Linked DNA regions of Homo sapiens: region 2 is linked to region 1. The links are chromatin contacts, found by Hi-C or POLR2A ChIA-PET in ENCODE. All regions are on one chromosome and are shown on one strand. The core of a region is the stretch at or near the end of the contact, and the rest is flanking DNA. Distances in the headings are between cores, read along the strand shown.

The links. Hi-C counts contacts between places; a loop is a spot of excess contacts on that map. ChIA-PET counts read pairs that join two places held with the same protein, here RNA polymerase II (POLR2A). Pooled maps may share reads with other maps.
Region 2: a loop to region 1 is called in a pooled map, with 2.4 times the contacts of the local background. The contact joins two enhancer-like sites. A Hi-C loop is called at or near these places in 4 of 50 pooled maps. POLR2A ChIA-PET finds 5 or more read pairs at or near these places in 4 of 52 experiments (GM10248, OCI-LY7, activated CD4-positive, alpha-beta memory T cell and 1 more).

What each region holds. Positions count from the first base shown.
Region 1 is chr19:42,112,115-42,115,607 of GRCh38, forward strand. The region is part of intron 5 of POU2F2 (POU class 2 homeobox 2); the gene reads right to left. Among named protein-coding and RNA genes, the nearest start is that of POU2F2, 19 kb to the right of the region's middle. RefSeq lists an enhancer at 2,197-2,356. Within about 2 kb of position 1,602, at least 8 of the 41 ENCODE cell types and tissues checked have a DNase peak (open chromatin) inside an H3K27ac peak, as active enhancers do; they include OCI-LY7, where a contact is called at or near this core.
Region 2 is chr19:42,465,643-42,469,142 of GRCh38, forward strand. All of the region lies in intron 1 of LIPE-AS1 (LIPE antisense RNA 1), which reads left to right. Among named protein-coding and RNA genes, the nearest start is that of CXCL17, 24 kb to the left of the region's middle. RefSeq lists enhancers at 1-495, 240-449. Within about 2 kb of position 1,474, at least 9 of the 41 ENCODE cell types and tissues checked have a DNase peak (open chromatin) inside an H3K27ac peak, as active enhancers do; they include OCI-LY7, where a contact is called at or near this core.

The sequences.
Region 1 (3,493 bases), core at 352-2,851:
GTGGGAGCAACTGGCATGCCTGGGCCAGGCTCCTGGACTCCAAGGCCCTGTGGATGAACTGACCACACACCTCCAGGTGGGCAGTTTTGATTGGCCTGGTACCCACTGCCCCTTCTTCAACTTATTCAAGCAACAGAACCCATCTCTTTCAGGGGTTACACTTTCCCATCCTCAAGTCACGAGGTCCAGGTAGGGCTGACCTTGCCTTCTCTGGGGTCGAGGGCAAGGGCTCAAATCTAGCCAGGGGACGTGTTTTTGTTTGTTTATTTTATTGAGACAGAGTCTCACTCTGTTGCCCAGGCTGGAGTGCAGTGGCACGATCTTGGCTCACTGCAGCCTCCACCTCCTGGGTTCAAGCAATTCTCTTGCCTCAGCCACCCGAGTAGCTAGGATTACAGGCGCATGCCACCACGGCCGGCTAATTTTTGTACTTTTAGTAGAGACGGGGTTTTACCATGTTGGCCAGACTGGTCTTGAACTCCTGACCTCAAGCGATCCGCCCACCTCGGCCTCCCAGAGTGCTGGAATTACAGGCCTGAGCCACCCTGCCCGGCCCAGGGGACGTATTTTATCTCCCTGGGCAGGATAGCTACAAGTCTGGAAATGCTGACACCCATTTTACCTGCCCTACAATGAAACAGGGAGACAGACCCCTGGAGCTGGGCCTGATATTCCAGACCAGGCCTTTTCAGTGATCTGAGCCAAATATTCCTGAGTCTTCTTCAGCCACCTGGACTTGGGCTTTGGCTCCTCCCTCCCAGCTCATCCATCCCTATTTGTGCGGCTACAGCCTGCCCTGTTTTCTCACTTTGCACTTGCCATTCCCACAGCCTGGAAGCCCCTTCCCAGCAAACTCCTTCCCATTCCCCTGAGTTCAGATCCCACCTCCTCCTGAAAGCCTGGACAGATGTGGGTCCTGATTCCCTCAGACACACATCACATTTCTCTTCCCACATTCCCATCACACTCAGTTGGTTTCTTTGGGAAACTTTCACTCGCTAGGTCGTAGCAGCCTAAAAGATTTTGTCAAGCTTTATTTGCCATGGTCCTATTAGGAAAATAGGAAATTTTCCCCCCTACTCTCCAATATAAAATGATGTTTTAACTGTTAACGTAAGTTTTCAATCAATGCCTGCCCCTACCCCAGACATTCTGAAATACTTCCCTGGAGAGATATCTCTCCTATCCTTGATTGAAAATCTGCCGCAAAACATCCCTCATTGATTCGGTAAATATCCACACAGCCCCCTCGGCAGAAGGCAGCACACTGAGCAATGGACAGACAAATTATAGAACTGTATTATAATTGCCCCTTCGTCTGTACAAGCTAGGAGATTGCAGGGAAGGATCCTGCCAAACTGTTTAACCAGCATTTACTTTGGAAGCTGACATCAGAGGGCTGGAAGGGGGGCTTTTCCTTGGTACTTTATATAATTTCAAAGGGATAGCATTTATGAGTGTTTTTTACTCTCTTTCCTGGGCTTCTTAGTATCTTTCAAGTGAAACATTTCTTAGTGGCTCACTGATGTGCTTGCTCCACTGCAGGACGGGGAGCCCCTCAGGGGCAAGGATGGCTGTGACTCACTCCTAAGTCTTCAGCTTCCTGCCATGGCCTGACACACAGGAGGCCAGGAAATGTTTGTGGAATGACTGCAGGATCAGAGCTTAGCAGGCATGAGAAGTGGACTGGGGGGTGGAGGTCATGAGATGCGGCCCGGGAGAGACATCCGAGCCTAGGAGCCGGGGAAGGCTGGAGCAGTGGGTAGGTAAGTCAGGAAGAGCTGGTCCCTCTGCAGCCTGGGCCCAGCACAGTGCCCATAGGAGGTGCTGTTGTAGAAATGACGTCAAAGGGCAACTCAGTTTGTGAGAGAGAATTCCCAGAAAACAAACTTGGCCCAGCTTTGCACTTGTTGAAGACAGAAAGGGAAAGATCAGAGCTGAGGGAAGCTGGGGAAGGAGGAGTGAGAGGAAAGGAGGAGGGGTTTAAGGAGCCCTTGACAATCAGGGCCTGGGCTATACGGCAGGTGGTGGAGGCTCAGCTTGCTGCTGCTGGGTCCCTGGGGAGCTGGGGGAGGTGGCTCTAGGAGTGCATAGGCAAGAATGTCTGCTGCTCACAGAGATGGTGGCCTGGCTGGGTCTGCGCTAGGCTGCCCTGTTCTGCCTTCTATCCTCTAGTCTTTGTTCCTTCAACTGATATTTCCTCGAGCAGATTCAGGCACGGCTGGGGGGAGGGAAGTCATCATGACTTCCTAGAGGTGTGGACTCCTGGGCTGGGGCTCAGATGAAGAGGAACTGTCCAGGTAAAGGAAGGGAGCAGACTTCCCGGGAAAAGAGAGAACAAGAGCAGGGCCACTGAGATGCAAAAGAGCTCAGCCCCAGTGAAGAGCCCCAAGCCCTTGGCGTTGCTCAGTAAAGGGCTGTCTATGCTACAAGGCAAATGGAACACCTGCTGCTGGAGTCTCTGGTGGCCGGGGTGGGAGGGGCTAGAAACCATGTTCCGTGAAGGACAGCTAAAAGCAGCAGCCGCGGATCATGTGGTTAGAGCCCTGGACTTCCAGGCCGGCTCTAACACTCATGCTTACAGAATAATCTGGGGCAGGTCACTTTACCCCTTGGAGCCTCAGCTGTGGGGAGGATTCATGGGAGCAAAGAGGCCATCACTGGCATGGTGCCTGGAAGAAAGGTGGCACCCAACAGACTAGTTACTGTTACTTCAAGAGCCAGGTATTGAAAGGCTACATCTGGGCTGAGCACCGTGGCTCATGCCTATAATCCCGCACTTTGAGAAGCCAAGGTGGGCAGATCGCTTGAGCTCAGGAGTTCAAGACCAGCCTGGGCAACATGGCAAAAACCTGTCTCTACAAAAAATATGTATATATAAAAAAATTAGCTGGGTGTGGTGGCATGCACTTGTAGTCCCAACTACTCAGGAGGCTGAGGTGGGAGGATTACTTGAGCCCAAAGAGGTCGAGGCTGCAGTGAGCCATAATCCGCCACTGCACTCCAGCCTGGGCAGCAAAGCAAGACCTCATCTCAAAAAAAAAAGGCTACATCTACAAGAGCCATCACGGAGCCATGCGCCCAGTTTACAGAGTGTCTCCACAGAACCAGGCCCAGTGGAAGGAAGTTCTAAGGAGGCAGGTTATCAGCTCAGTGTTAAGGAAAGTCCCAAATGGGAGCATTGGCCAATAATGGAACGGGCCATTATTGGGGTGAACTGTAACAAGGGAACAGCCTTACCAGGGCTGGACAGCTCCCTGCATGGACAGCATCTATATCTAGGGTTCTGTGGAAGTGGTTGGACGGAGTGAGAGAAAAGCCTTTTGTGGAGCAGTCACTGAGGGAAACGCCAGGCTAAGGGAAGTTAAACAGGTGGCTTTGCTGTAGGGCTTCCCACGACCTTCACTGCCCTGAAACTTGGCCACAGCTCTAAGGCTTATGAAAACCAGACAGACAACATGAATGGGTGAAAACCAGACAGACAACATGAATG
Region 2 (3,500 bases), core at 224-2,723, 350 kb after region 1:
ACTAGGGAGGCTGAGGCAGGAGAATTGCTTGAACCTAGTGGGTAGAGGTAGCAGTGAGCCAAGATCACGCCACTGCACTCCAGCCTGAGCGACAGAGCGAGACTCCATTTCAAACAAACAAACAAACAAACAAAACCCAAAACAATAATGTGGTCCGTGCTCTCTTTCTTTCTTTGGGCTCTTGGAGGGGTGGGGTGGGAGGACCAAGAGTGGATAAAATTGCACTTGCCTTTATACCAGAGGAGGCACTGTGAGGCAGCATCTCTTACATTTACCTTTCATTTATTTTTCTCCCCCAGATGGGTTTCACTTCTCTCTCTGTCCTGTTGGGGAACTTCCCAGCTGAGGACCTCCATGTGGTTTGGTGCTCGGTTGGGCGATGAGCATTGGGAGGGGAGCAGTTGTAGTGACTTCTCTCGGGCCTGCCATGCTCTGCCATGGAGGTGGAGTGACATGAAGTTTAGCTGCTTCACCTCAGTCTGCTCAAGAGTGGGGACTGCTGAGAGCAGTGAATGGGGGACAGTGGAATTGCAGCCTGGGATGTGAAACGGGGATCCTGTTACCTGCAGCTGTAGTCTTCACGTGTCCTCATCTTTTGTGACTCCCCTAGGGCCCTGAGCTGAGCAAGACAGACAAACAGGAGGAAGTATTAATCTTTCTGCTTCCATCTCATCCACTAGCAAGTTTGGAAGGCCAGTCCAGTTATACCCACTGCCTCGGGTGAGGACATCAGAGAGTTTTATGCAGCTCAGTTTTGGGGATGTTCACACACTCTGGCCTCAGGAAGATCCAGAAGTGAGGGAAAGGCTCTGGGCTGGGAGTGAGGAGGCCTTGTTCTGTGTCAGCTAAGCTACCGACGTTCTTTGTTACCATGAGAAAGTCACTCGCTCACTCTGGACGGGAGTTTTCTTATCTGTAAGCTGTTGGATTTGAGTGAGATCATCTTTTGTGTTCTCAAGTTCTGATTCTGTGATTAACAGTGGTAGGTTGAGGCAGGTGTGGCAGAGCCCCGAATGCTGCTTTTTCTGTCACATGTGCCTCCCTCCCCCAAAAGGAACAAGTAGTGAGTTTTATTTGCATCTCTTCTTGAATAGCTCTGTGTTTCTAAGGGCTGAAGAGGCCCACTGTGGGTGTGGTGAGGAGAGTCTGGAGGCAGGAGCTTCCTTTGGCTCTGGGGAAGGAGGCCCAGTTGGTAGCTTCCCTGCCATTGCACAGACTTCTTATGTTCCAGTAATAACATGACTTCCCTCCCTGTTCTGCCTGCCTCTCTAATATTCAGTTTCTAGAGTAGGCTATGATTGTTTTGATAGATTTCCCAACTGTTTCCTGCCTATGTGTCTTTGAAGCAAATAGCAGGAAATTCTTTTCATAGCCATCAGGGTCTCTGTTTCATATTTCCCCTTTTCCATAGAACCTGACAGATCCAGGGCACAGAGAGACACATGTGCATGTTCCAGCTCCCAGTATTCATACAGATATGGTGAAGGGTAGGTGGAGTTAGATTCTTACGGTTTGGTTAGTATTGTCCGGGGAGCTCCTGTAACACATGTGAGATTCTGTGTTCTGTGATAATGTCTTGTATGTCACTGCTACTTAAGAGTTTAAGGTGAAGCTTTGTGAGTGTATTACATGTGTCTGGTGCATGCGTGTGGGTCAGAATGTGGATCAGTGGCTGCTGATGTGCTGATGCTGAGAGGAAGTGATTTAGGAGCTGGGCTTGCTCTCTTTATGTTTCTGCTTTTTGTGCAATGTCCTGGTAACTTGTCAGAGGCTGGATAAGATGTTAGAAATTTTCTTAATCCAGTCTGAAATCTGCCTTGTTTTATTCCTGGGTATGAATCATGTGAGGGGTTGGGAGGTGGAGGATGAAATTCCCATACCTTCTGAATAGTCCAAGGTCAGTTCTCAGAAATCAGATGTTGGTTGTTTAGCCATCACACCCTTAGATTTATGAGTTGGACCTAGAGGATTTGATCGCTTCTGTGACAGAGGTATCATCCTGTTCCCAGAAAACTGGCGACACGTTGACATGCAGGAAATTGGTCAGATTTATGGCTTGTTTCTAACCAACATGTAGGCGTTCTGCCCTTTAAAAACAATTAAATTTCACTGATGTTTTTCATGTATCTAACAAGGGCCAGTTGCTGAATTCTCAAAGATAAATAAAATAAGCCGGGCGTGGTGGCTCACGCCTGTAATCCCAGCACTTTGGGAGGCCGAGGCAGGTGGATCACTAGGTCAGGAGTTCAAGACAAGCCTGGCCAAGATGGTGAAACCCCACTTCTACTAAAAATACAAAAATTAGCCGGGGTGGTGGCGGGCACCTGTAATCCCAGCTACTTGGGAGGCTGAGGCAGGAGAATCGCTTGAACCCAGGAGGCGGAGGTTGCAGTGAGCCGAGATCGCGCCACTGCACTCCAGCCTGGGCGACAGAGTGAGACTCCATCTCAAAAAAAAAAAAAAAAAAAAAGATAAATAAAATAGGATCTCTTTCCTCAGGAACAAACGGTTTGTCTTTTTTTGAACATGGACTTCTGGGGCTAATTCTCACAGTACCCAACTGTCTGTCTTGCAAGCCTTTGGGAGCTCTCAGAACCAGACAGGCTAGCTCAGTCATGCAGCAGCTGACACAGGAGAGTGGGGTGTGAGTCCAGCCCCTTGCCACTTTCTGACTCTCCCTTTTAGGACACAGTGGCCATGGGAAGGCAAGACACTGGGCTCCTTAAGAAAGGCTGTGGGGGGAATGTGGTGGAGGTGGCAACTGCAATTATCCCTCAGCTTGCCCCTCATCTCTCCAGATACAACAGCATGGCCTCAAGCACACCCAGAAGTGGAGAATGAGTGTATGTTCCCTGGGGGACCAGAAATGGATTTGTTAGTTGTTCTTACAAACTGTAGTAGTGAGATGGCAGGGCAATTTGAGCCTTGCGGAGTCATGAGTCATCCGTAGGGAACTATAATTACTTCTCTCCATTCAGACCAGGATGCTAGGCAGTAGTTAAATGGGGCAGGGCCAGGCACGGTGGCTCATGGCTTTAATCCCAGCAATTTGGGAGGCTGAAGTGGGAGGATTGCTTGAGGCCAAGAGTTTGAGACTAGCCTGGCCAACTTGGTGAAACCTTGTCTCTACTAAAAATATAAAAATTAAGGCTGGGCATGGTGGCTCATGCCTGTAATCCCTGTACTTTGGGAGGCCGAGGTGGGTGGATCACCTGAGGTCAGGAGTTTGAGACCAGCCTGGCCAACATGGTGAAACCCCCATCTCTACCAAAAATACAAAAATTTGCTGGGCGAGGTGGCACACGCCTATAATCCCAGCTACTCAGGAGGCTGAGGCAGGAGAATTGCTTGAACCCGGGAGGAGGAGGTTGCAGGGAGCTAAAATCTTGCCAGTGTACTCCAGCCTGGGTGACAGAGTGAGACTTTGTCTAAAAAAAAATATATATGTATATATATATATATTTATACACACACACACACGCACACATGCACAGATAGAT